2 separate regions of the Homo sapiens genome follow, and region 1 is linked to region 2. A link is a contact called in ENCODE Hi-C or POLR2A ChIA-PET data. All regions are on one chromosome and are shown on one strand. Each heading gives the region's core, a stretch centred on a gene start or an enhancer-like site at or near the end of the contact. The rest is flanking DNA. Distances are from core to core; before and after follow the strand shown. Region 1 has its middle 16 kb from the start of LINC00690. Region 2 holds the start of GALNT15 (polypeptide N-acetylgalactosaminyltransferase 15).

Region 1 (5,731 bases), core at 627-3,126, 380 kb after region 2:
AACCACATGTCCATTGATGGATGAATGGATAAATTAATTGTGATATATACATACAGTGGAATAATATTCAGCCATAATAAATTAGAAAAAAATGATGAGAAATGGGAAAAATATCCCATTTACAAAAGCAACCAAAATCAAATACTCAGGATCAAACACAGAAGAAAAACAAAACGACCTAAGGACATGGAAGAAGACTTGAAATGCAGGGAAACATCACGCACCTGAATGAGAAGGCTCGGGGCCGACATAATGTCAATTATTTCCAAATCAATCTGTGAATTTAATCCATCTTTAATTTTTTAACTTGACAAACTGATTTTTAAATTCTACTCAAAGAATAAATATGTGAAAGTAACTAAAATAATTTTTTTTAAAAGGAGCCAGGTGTGGTGGTTACGGGACTGTATTTCTAGTTACTCTGGAGGCTGAACTGAGACAGAAGGATTGCTTGAGCCCAGAAGTTTAAGACCAGCCTGGGCAACATAGTGAGACCCCATTTAAAAAATTAAAGGGGATAGCTGTTACTAGATAGTAAGATATATTTCAAAATTACTCTAATTTGGGAATTTGATACCAACATAGGAATGAGAAAATTGATTACTGAACCAGAAATCAGAATTTATCATATACTGATTGGTATGTGCAATTGGTAGGAAAAGGAAAGATTAATTAAATAGTCTGGGAACAACCGGCTTGAAACTAATATACTAAAATAAATTCCACAGGGATTAAATACAAAAATAAAACTACAATAGAACTCAAAGAAAATACAAGTAAATATTTTCCCATTTACCAGAACTCATCCATATGGCTCAACTCAACCGCAGGGGAGGCTTGAAAACGTGTGTGGCTCTTTGGGAAGCACTCACTGTTACTGCCATAGATACCTAACCTATTTCTAGGAATGAGGGAAAGGATGAAACAAAGGATTGAAACCGAAGGGCTTTCTGCCTATCCTTATGTTTATCAAAAAATTCCAATACCCAAAATACACCATCCCACAATTATAATTGGTTGCATAGGCAAAGCTTCTCTTTCTCATTTGATAATCCTGTATATCTTTATAAGGAGCACATTTTTAGCTGATATTCCAGCTGCATATTGGAATTACATCTGTTCTCATTCTCTTGTTAATAATGTTAATAACGAAGCTTGACTAATAAATTGCAAGGGCTAACTTTGGAGTGACTGGTTCAAAATTCCTTGCTAGTGAGGAAAACAAAAGAACAAATATATTTTAAGAATAGATCCACCATAATAACATGCTGATGGTCAAAACTGATCAGGTAATTTGGATGAAGCCTCACACCTTCTTACACTTTGCAAAAGAAATAGCAGGAAAGGACAGACAAGCCTGGGCTCCTGTTCAGCCCTGGGGAGGAAGCAGGTACAATGGAGCTGGCAGTGTGGTCATTCCTGCTGTGCCAAGCCAATTTGCTTGAACTTGAAACAGAAGTGTTAACCTCACGGCACGCAAGTCCACCCATCCTCTGCTTTTGCCCTCCTTGGGGGCTTTCAGTGGCGCTTGTTGGGGGGAGAAAAAGGTGCTTGTTTTATTCCCAGTTGTACAGAGCAGCTGATCAGTGTCTGCACGACTTCTTGAACAAAGAATGTATTTCAGACCTTCTTATTGCTTGCTTACTTCATTTAACATTTAACAGATGTCAGTTGTGACACACACACACTTTCTCCCTAGGCAATGGATTAAGGCAAATTTCATTTTATGCCTGGCACGAAAGCCATGCTACATTGTATATTGAAAGACTTTTTTTTTTTTTTAAGAGAGAAAGAGGGGAAAAACAATTCTGCCTTAAAATCCCTAATAATGCAAGAAAACCAATTTCCGCAAAGGCATTGTCCTGGAAAGCTTTGTTGGTTTATGGTGCCACCTAATGGGGATGTGTCAGATTACACAAGGGCTATTGCATCAGGTCGCACACCCTGTCATGGTGAACACACTGGTGGTGTGTGGCTGGGAATGCAGTTTATGCAGATGCCTGTGCTGGATGAGATGTTATCGTCACGTACTGTGTCTATGTCTAGTTATTTAACCTTGGGCAAGTCCCTCCACGCCTCTGAACTCAAGGATCCTCACCTAAAGGAGGCTTCTGGATGCCTTCTTTGTGAGACTGTTCACAGGACAAAGAAAAGGTGTACTTGGCTGGGCGAGGTGGCTCATGTCTGCAATCCCAACACTTTGGGAGGCTGAGGCAGGAGGATCACTTGAGGCCAGAAGTTTGAGACCAGCCTGGGCAAGATGGCAAGACCCCATTTCTACAAAATAAAAATTAAAAAATTAGCTGGGTGTGGTGTGTGAGCCTGTATCATACTCCATATCTGGGTAACAGAGAGACTCTGTCAAGAAAGAAAGAAAGAGAAGAAAGAGGAGAAAGAAAGATGAGAAAGAAAGAAAAAAGAGAAAGAGAAAAAAGAAATAAAGAAAAGGAAGAGAGAGAAGGAAAGAGAGGGAGTGAGGAAGGAAAAGAAGGAAGGGAGCAAGGAAACAAAGGAAGAAAAAGAGGGAAGGAAGAAGGAAGGAAAAAGAGAAAGAAAAGAAAGAGAAAGAAGAAAGAGAAAGAAAGGAAGGAAGAAGAAAGAAAGAAAAAGAAAGAAAGAAAGGGGAAAGAAAAGGTATATTTGAAATGGAGACATAGCCCAAGGCTCTTAAACTCAGGGTTATGTCAGTCATGATGTAATAAAATCATGAGGCCCTACATATATTGTTTTTCTCCTTTTGGTATAAGCTTGGGTTTCAGAGCCATGTTTTTCGACGCCAGTAAAACTTCCAGCACTAGCATGGAAATGAACTGCAGTCGATGGCTGCCCTCAAGGTTGGAGAGGGGATAGGAAACTGGGGCTGCGTTGAACTGGACAACACTTGTCTGGTCTCAGGTGGATGACTGGTGTCAGCCCAGAATGGCCAGGAGGTGTGGCAAGATTTTCCTGTTTGCCTAAAGAAAGTAACCACTTGGGATCTCCTGCTTGTAAATGTTGGCCCAAGTTTTTGAACTCTACAGGGGCTAAAGAAATCATCCCCGAGGACTGAGTTCAGCTTGTGGGTCTCCAGCTTGCGCTCTCTGCTGTTCATTGCTATAGTCTTGCAAGAAGGTGGGTGCTAGGTGTGGAGCCCACTCTATCCAGGGTACTCTATCTGTGGGGAAGGGGGGCTCAATGCTCCATGTCTTGGGGGAGGATAGTGGGAATCTAGTGGCAGAATCAGGAGTGGGGACCTGAATCATTATGTTACTGGCCTGAGGCCAGAAGCTCAGCCTGGTGGAGGCCTAGGTAAGGCCTTCCCTGGTTGTCAATCCTCCTTCCTCGCCACCATGTCTTTCTCTCCTCTTCCTTGGAACGGCTTTCCCTGAAGCCTCCAGGCTTCTCTGATGAGATCCCCTCAAGAGCTAAACAGTTACTGGACACCATTGAGAAGAGTGCCAGACTGAGAGTCAGACCTGTGCATACACACTTGCTGTGTGGCCTTGAGGGGGAACCTCCACCTCTCTGAGTCTTTGTTTCCTCATTTATAAAGTGGGGAGGAAGAGAAAAGCCTTTCCCAGCTTCTCAGGATGGCACCTGGGTACAGATCATAGAGATGATGCATGAGGCGTGCTTTGTGAACTTGAAAGTGCTGAGCAGTACTTGGTTATTGTAAAACAATGACATCTACTTTGAATAATTCTTAAATCCTGGTACAGAATTAAGAAAGGATCATCTATTCATTTAGTCAACTATTTGTTCAAGAAATACGTACTGAGCCTCCATTATGTGCCAGGTACGTCTAAGCAATGACTAAGACAGACATGGATTGCCTGTCATGGAATGTCAATTCTAGAGTAGGAGGTAGAGAATAGGGAAGAAAGGAGGGAAAGAGGGAAGGAGGGAAGGAAGGAAGGAAGAAGGGAAAGAAGGAAGAAGGAAAGGAAGGGAAGGGGGGAAGGACAGAAGGAATGAGGGAGGGAGGAAAGGAAGGAAGGAAAGAAGGAGGGGAGAAGGGGAGGAGGGAGGGAGGGAAGGAAAGAAGGCGGCTTGAAATTGGCCATGATGAGTATTTACACCACCAACATTGAAAAACTCAGTAAATCAGGGTCCTTCCTGCAGGCTGACTTTTAAATATTTGCCATCAACTACTGAAGCCAGAGATTAGAGTGAGGAGCCAGAGGAGGATTCTGAGTGCAGGAGAAACACAATTTGCTATCAATTTTATCCATTTTTCAAAGTTTCCTCTTCATGATGTGGAGAATAGGCTGCAGCCAGGCACAGCAGCAGCGGGAGTATCAGCCTAGAAGGCTGTGAAATAACACAGGCATGAGATGCAAGGTTGGGCTAGCAATGGAGTAGCCAAACACGGATGGTTGGGATATGATGGGGGGCAAGGCTGATGGCATTCATTTGTGGATTGGCTGTGGGGTAAAGATAGAGACACAGCTGGTGAATCATACAGACACACTCTGTTCATGAAGAGCTTACACTTTAGTGGGAGAAACAAAGCAGGCAGTCAGCTAGGACTCCCACAAATATTTAGTTATAGTGGCTCTCGATGACATATAACGCAGGGAAACCTAGCCAAGTTTGGAAATGACATTTAAGCTTTGCTAAGGTGAGGTACGGTACAATCACACACCCATGGAGATATTTACATATTTCCTCCACAACTGATTTGGTTCTGCAAACATGCAAGGCCCCAAACATGTCATTCGCTAGTAATGGACTATGGCAAGGAGGAATCAGGAACGTGGAAGCTTTCAAAAATTGCCTACCCACCCAACTTCTGGGTTTTGCCTGTTCCGTCAGGATCCGCTGTGAGCTGCTAGGGTAATGGGGCAAACGGTGGAGATGCAAATGAAAATAGAAATGCTGAGAGAACAGGTTATCTAGTGGAAAGAGGGTGCCAAAGGAAGCAGGGTAGCTAGTGTGAGTGGACTGTTTGATACAGTTTGGGAAAGAGAAAGTTTTGGAGGAGAGCAGGTACCCTGATAAGGGGAGTCTTGAGGAAGCAGATAGGCGATGAGTTTCTTCAGGGCTGATGAATGGTTGTGTTATTCAACCGGTTCTGCACTGACCACCATGTGACTTTGCTCCTAAGAAAAAGCAGAATATATTTCCCCACCCCTGGATTTGGGGTTTGGCCATGTAATTTGCTTTGGCTGAAAGACGGAGATGAATGGGAGTGACAGGGAGCCAGTTATGAGATTTCTGCCTTAAAGGCTTTCCACATTTGCCATTGCCATCTGCCATTGTTTGCCACACGAGGAGAATGAGAGACACACGCTGCAGAGCCAGCCCAGCTGAGCCCTGCCTATGTCAGCCAAAAAGCAGCTGACCTGCAGACATGAGAGCAGTTATAAATGATCATTGCTTTACCCTGCCGAGTCTTGAGGAGGTTTTTGCACAGCAACAGCTGACTAATGCAGGGCTTTACTGTGTGTCCCACAGTGTAGTTTGGCTTTTCCTCATTTGACTTAAGTAGAGACTTTAATTAGTTCTAAATGCTTTCCAAATGGTTACTATTTCTTTTGATAGTATTGAAACTGCCTTTGCAAAAACTATGTCAGTGAGAAAAATTATAACAGTAAGCTGAGCTAAATTGTTGCAGGTAGTTAGATGGGCATGAGCGGGGCAGGAGAGTGCTCTTCCCCCACCTACTAGGAATGTCAGGTGATGGTCTGACAGCTATCACACTGTCTCTGTAAAAATGGTCATGCGGGGACCTGGGTGCCGTGGCTCACAC
Region 2 (6,295 bases), core at 624-3,123:
AAACACACGTGTATACATGCTTGTGCACGTGAGTGTGCACAGACACACCACACACACTGGAAGAAACAACTGAGTCAAAAGGTAAAACATTTTTTTCCACAAACATTTTAGCTGACATTCTAAGATCAAAATAAAGACAAAAACAATGAGCAAGTTCATTGCAGGACTTCCCCAATGGCAGTTTTCCCCCCTCCACTCTTGGTTGCAGACAGCATGGCTGCTTTACAGCCATCAGAAGAAACACTGCTCATGGTGATGGTCAGCTATCCTTCAACCTGTTCAAGCCAGAAGCCTGAAAACTGAGCATGCTGGATTCTCTTCTCCCTTCTACCTACCTCACTCCCTCAGTGATCTCAGGTCTCACGGCTTCAAACACTATCTGAGTGCTGCTGGAGTCCAGCTTTGTATATGCAGGCCAGACCTCCCCCTGACCTTCAGCTATCCTACAACTGCTGCCTTCACTTCATCTCCTCTTAGCTGTCTAGAGGACATCTCGAATGTCACATGTTCCAAATCAAGCCACTGGCATGCATTCATCTCCTTCCACCTTCTCTCCTTCCCCATCTTGGTTAATGGCAAGTCTATTCTTCCAACTACTCAGAACAAAAATTTGAACTCATCTTGACTCTTCTCTTCCTCTCACATTAGTCATTAATTCATCAGCAAATCCTATAGGTTCTTCCTTAAAGTATATCCACAAGCTGACCCCTGTCACCACCGATGCCACTTAGTGCAAGCCAAGAACCTCTTGGTTGGTCTCCCTGCTCCTGCTTTTTGCCCCCCACTGATTAGTCTCAACCCAGCAGCCAGAATGATCCAGTTAAAACCCAAGTCAGATTGTGTCTCTCCTCTAAGGGCTCCCCTCTCACTCAGAGGAAAAGCCAAAGTTCCTTCAATGCAACCAGGGGGTGTCCTGCATGGTCCTCCTGCCCCCCGCCCCCTTGCCTCTCTTATTCCACTTCCCATCAGGCTCCACCCTGCTCTCTTTGCTTCAGCCATGCCGGCTGTTCCTCAGACATGCCAGCATACTCTTGCCTTGGAACCTTCACATTTATCATTCTGTCTGCCCCGAACACTCAACCTCAAATAGCTGTGCAGCCCTCTCCTTTACACAAATGGTAACTCTTCCATGAAACCTTTCTCCACCACTCAATGTCCATTTCCAAGCCCAGCCCATGCTCCCCAGCCCCATCCCTGCTCTGCTTTTTTGCCTTCATCCTCATCACTATCTGACCCAGTGGATAGTTTTAATTGTATCTGTCACTAGAATGCAAGCTCCATGAGACACACATTTTTGTCTGTGTTATTCATTGCTCTACTTCCAGTTCCCAGAACAATTTTGGCACATAGCATGTGTTCATTAATTATGTGTTGGTTAAATGAAGGAAGCTTTATGAGGGAAAGAGCATGCCACTCCTCTTCCAGCGTCCCCCTTGGTGGCCAGGGCAGAGCAGGCATTCAGCTGCTCTTGTGGGAGAAGAAGGGACTTGCAAGATCATCTCCCTTAGCTCCCTCATTTTCAGGAGGCCAGGGACAGTGGTCCCCAGGAAGGGAAGGAGAGTCCAACCTAGTTTGCCTGATCCCCCATGGGAGGCTGAGGTTGCAAACAGACAGCTGCAGCTCCTTGCAGCTATGCCACACACACAGCCTTTCTGAATCAGAGGGTATTAGTCTTTCCTTCTGAACTCTTGGGATATTCCTGTTTTGATTTGGCTCTAGCAGTGACCACACCGAGTTGTGCAAAGCCTGGGAACAGTGAGGGCATTAGGACCAGGAGTGACGCGCACGCTTGGCTCTGGGTTGTGTCTGGCAGAGGGCTCTCGGCTGAGTGGAGCTATGTGTGAAAGGAAACCAGGCACTGCCTGCCGGCTTTACATCTGTTGATCTGACCTGACTGGAAGCGTCCAAAGAGGGACGGCTGTCAGCCCTGCTTGACTGAGAACCCACCAGCTCATCCCAGACACCTCATAGCAACCTATTTATACAAAGGGGGAAAGAAACACCTGAGCAGAATGGAATCATTATTTTTTTCCCAAGGAGAAAACCGGGGTAAAGGGAGGGAAGCAATTCAATTTGAAGTCCCTGTGAATGGGCTTTCAGAAGGCAATTAAAGAAATCCACTCAGAGAGGACTTGGGGTGAAACTTGGGTCCTGTGGTTTTCTGATTGTAAGTGGAAGCAGGTCTTGCACACGCTGTTGGCAAATGTCAGGACCAGGTTAAGTGACTGGCAGAAAAACTTCCAGGTGGAACAAGCAACCCAGGTTCTGCTGCAAGCTTGAAGGAGCCTGGAGCGGGAGAAAGCTAACTTGAACATGACCTGTTGCATTTGGCAAGTTCTAGCAACATGCTCCTAAGGAAGCGATACAGGCACAGACCATGCAGACTCCAGTTCCTCCTGCTGCTCCTGATGCTGGGATGCGTCCTGATGATGGTGGCGATGTTGCACCCTCCCCACCACACCCTGCACCAGACTGTCACAGCCCAAGCCAGCAAGCACAGCCCTGAAGCCAGGTACCGCCTGGACTTTGGGGAATCCCAGGATTGGGTACTGGAAGCTGAGGATGAGGGTGAAGAGTACAGCCCTCTGGAGGGCCTGCCACCCTTTATCTCACTGCGGGAGGATCAGCTGCTGGTGGCCGTGGCCTTACCCCAGGCCAGAAGGAACCAGAGCCAGGGCAGGAGAGGTGGGAGCTACCGCCTCATCAAGCAGCCAAGGAGGCAGGATAAGGAAGCCCCAAAGAGGGACTGGGGGGCTGATGAGGACGGGGAGGTGTCTGAAGAAGAGGAGTTGACCCCGTTCAGCCTGGACCCACGTGGCCTCCAGGAGGCACTCAGTGCCCGCATCCCCCTCCAGAGGGCTCTGCCCGAGGTGCGGCACCCACTGTAAGTAAGGCCCTTGTTTTCCCTTCCCTGATCCCAGGGCATGATCGGGTGGTAGCAAACTCGGGAATGCAAACTTTCCGTAGCCTGCCTCTCCTGACTTAGAGCAAGTGCTTTTCAAGATGCAGTACCTGGGCCAGCAGCGTCAGCAGCCCCTGGGCACTGGTGGGTTCTCAGAAATGCAGATTCTCAGACCCCATCCCAGACCTGCCAAACAAGAAACTCTGGGTGGGGTCCAGTGGTCTGTATGAACAAGCCCTTCAGGTGAGAATCATTGTCCTAGAAAGCAGAAAGTGAGGACTCTTGCTTGTTCATTCTCTTCTCCGTCCTGGGTTCTAGTTCTTCTGTCTTTAGGTCAAATGGCTTTATTTCTATAACACAGAAGGGAGGTTAGAGCAGACATTTGCCAGTTCTAACACTCTGACTCCACTACATTTTGATTTTAGGGTTATTGTTAGTGTTTGCTTTTAGTTTGGATCAAAATAACAATTGCAGTTTACATTTAGGGGGCTCTTCCCATGCGTCTGGATTTACTTTACAAGCTTTTAATGTATTAACTCATAAAGTCCTGGAAAGTCCTCACAGCTCTGCAAGATGGGTGCTAGTAGTATCATCATGCTTATTCTATAGGTATGAAAACAAGGTGAAGTTGCTTTCCCAGTCACGCTGCTAGTAGGTAACAAAGTCAGGATTTGAATGCAGGCATGTGAGCTCCAGTCTGCCTGACCCACCACTCCATGCCACCTGCCTTGGGCCACTAGACTAAGGAAACAGGTCCAGTGCCTGAGAGCCAGAATACTGTGCTGACTGCAATTTACCCTGCCAGGGCAGCCCCAGCCCCAGGAGGTAAGCTGAGAAGTGTAGGTGATGGGCAGAGCTGTGCCCAGGGAGATGCTGGCCCATCCTCCACACCCCCTGCTCCCTTACTGTCACCATGGCTGACCACTGAGGAGGGAGCCTTGGTTACCAGCATCCAGGGAGCAAGGCAGCTTGTTAGTTTTAGTTTGGTGATTTAGGTCCCTTTTCCTATAGGCCATTGCTCCTCCCAGAGCCTGGAGAGTTTCCTGGAAAGCAAACATTTGTGCAGGGCAGCAGTTGGAAGCAGGGCCACACACTCTTCGGATCCCTGATCTAGTTCCCCTCAGCCTGGCTGCTCAGCCACTCACACTCGAGGGTGTGCAATTGCAGGGTCAGCAGCCGGGAGTGAACATCTCCTTAAATTGTGTGCCCCGGGTGCCTCACTCACCGCACCCTACTTCCATTTCAAACCCGCTACACTGTTTTCAAGCCTTACCTTTAAAAGCTATTTTCAGGAAATTCCCACCCCATTCTAGTTTTGTGCCCTCCTTGCACCCTGGAGTTTTAACTCACAGCACTTACAAAACTAAAGCCAAATGATTATTGATGTATTTATCAGTCGAATGCCTGCTTTCCCTGCTATGCTGTGAGCCCCTTAGAAGGTCAGGACTGAGTTTGTATTGTACATCCCAAAGCCCAACATGCAGTAAAGAAGTGATTGCTGAATGAACAAACATAGTTTTCAAATTTTTTGACACTATTTTTCACTGGCCTGGAGCAAGAGTGAGCATCCTCTTTTTGCCGATAAGAAATAATATTGCCTGAAACGAGAGGGTCTGTGGCTACCAAAGTGGTCTGTGTGTGTGACTGTGTGTTTGCATAGTGCAAATGTGTGGTGAATATGCATATTTGTGGGTCATGGTATATGTATGTTCGTGCATGTGTGTTGTATATATTCTCTGTGTTGTGTGTGCATTGCATTATGTGTATTAAATGGATGTCGTGCATGTATGTGTAGTACATGCAGGTACTGCGTTATGTGGTGCCTATATGCTTGGTGCATGTTACTTTGTGTATGTGATATGATATGCACAGCTATGCATTGTGCAATGTGTCATCTTGTGTGCATGTGTGTTAATGTGCATGTATTATGTGCATGGTTCATATATGTATTGTGTATTGGGGTGATGCCACATGCATTGTTCATCTGGGTGTGTGTTGCAGTTTGCTATTTGTTTTGCATATGTTCACGTGGTGCATGTGTGCACAGGTATTGTGTTGTAACTGTGTTTCTTGTGTATGATGTGCTTCTGTGGTGCATTGTGCTATAAATGCATTGTGTGAATGGGATATGCATATATGTACAAGTGTGTTGTGTTTATTATGCATGTGGTATAAAGTGCATGGATATGTTGTATGTGGCACAAGTGCAGGTAAATTTTGTGGTGTGTGTGCTGTGCACGTATTTGTGTGTGCTGTGTGTGTAGTGTGCATGGGTGTAATACGTGTGTATTGCGTATCTTGTGCATGTGGTGTGATGTGCACATGTACTGTGCATGTACTGTGCCTGTGTGTGCTGTAGTGTTTGTTTTACATGTTTTGTGGTACATGTGTGCGTATGTATTCTTTGTGTGTTGCATGTATGTTATACATGTGAGGTGTGAGTGATACATGTGTATATGTGCAGGCATGTTGTGTATGTTATGCATGTAGTGTGATGTTCATGAGTGTGTGATGTGCACTGTGAGTTGCGTGGTGCAAGTGTGGGTACATTTTGTGCTGTGTGTGTTTGATGTGCACGTGTGCGTTTATGTGTGTGTGCAACACTTCAGTGGTTGCTTCTTCCAGCCAGAGTAACCAACTCGTCTTGACTTGCCTGAGACTTCCCAGATTTTAGCACTGAAGGTCCCAGGCAGTCGGGAGGAAACTCCTCAACCCCTGCGAAGGGAGACGATTGGATTCTCCAATCCCCAGCTTGCCAGGGTTCTCACGGAACGGCCGCCAGCTTTGTGCGGAGGTGCTCAGCGCCCTCTGCTGGCCCCGGCTGGTGCGTGCGGCCTGCGCAGCCCAGGCCTTGGCTGCAGACTCCCCTCTCCAGTCTGCGGTTCAAGCTCTGGCGCCTTCCCTTAACTGGATTCCTCGCCTGCATGCACAAGAGAGTCCCTGCAAAGCAAGGCAAACGATCTCCACCCTCCCCCCAGGGTGACAGGACTCTTCGGCTCCTACCCCTTTAAATCTGGGCCACAATACAACACAGAAGAGAAACAGGCATATATTAAGTGCCTGCAGTATGCGGGCCCTGCACCGCTGCTTTCCCACCAGGACCAGCAGAGCGCTAGGACATCAGGAGCCTGTGCCTCGGGCTGTAGCGCACCCCGTGCTATCGCCAGCCACACATCCCCTTGCAATTCCATCCTTGACTCCTAAGCCAGACAAGCCCCTCTGGCCCAGTTCCTACACCCAAATGCCCAAACTAGCTCTGCCTGTTGTCCTTTCCCCCCTGCCCAGGCCACAGGCCTTTTTCTGAGTACCTTTAGAGTCATTTCTGGAGGTCAGTTTGAATAGGTGGCATTTGAGGAAAATTACCAATGATGCAAGAGCAAAAAAGAAAAATAT

What was found. A loop is a pair of places that touch in the nucleus more often than their neighbours do. ChIA-PET counts read pairs that join two places held with the same protein, here RNA polymerase II (POLR2A). Pooled maps may share reads with other maps.
Region 1: a map of K562 shows a loop between it and region 2 (5-fold over the local background). The contact joins the enhancer-like site here to the promoter of GALNT15 in region 2. A Hi-C loop is called at or near these places in 5 of 168 maps with a recorded cell type or tissue (Caco-2, HCT116, K562 and 1 more) and 15 of 50 pooled maps. POLR2A ChIA-PET finds 5 or more read pairs at or near these places in 1 of 52 experiments (activated CD4-positive, alpha-beta T cell).

Annotation. Positions count from the first base shown.
Region 1 is chr3:16,549,060-16,554,790 of GRCh38, forward strand. No RefSeq gene overlaps it. Among named protein-coding and RNA genes, the nearest start is that of LINC00690, 16 kb to the left of the region's middle. Within about 2 kb of position 1,877, at least 3 of the 41 ENCODE cell types and tissues checked have a DNase peak (open chromatin) inside an H3K27ac peak, as active enhancers do.
Region 2 is chr3:16,172,807-16,179,101 of GRCh38, forward strand. It overlaps GALNT15 (polypeptide N-acetylgalactosaminyltransferase 15), which reads left to right and starts at 1,874. Exons shown (of 10, transcript NM_054110.5): 1 at 1,874-2,884. The coding sequence starts at 2,346.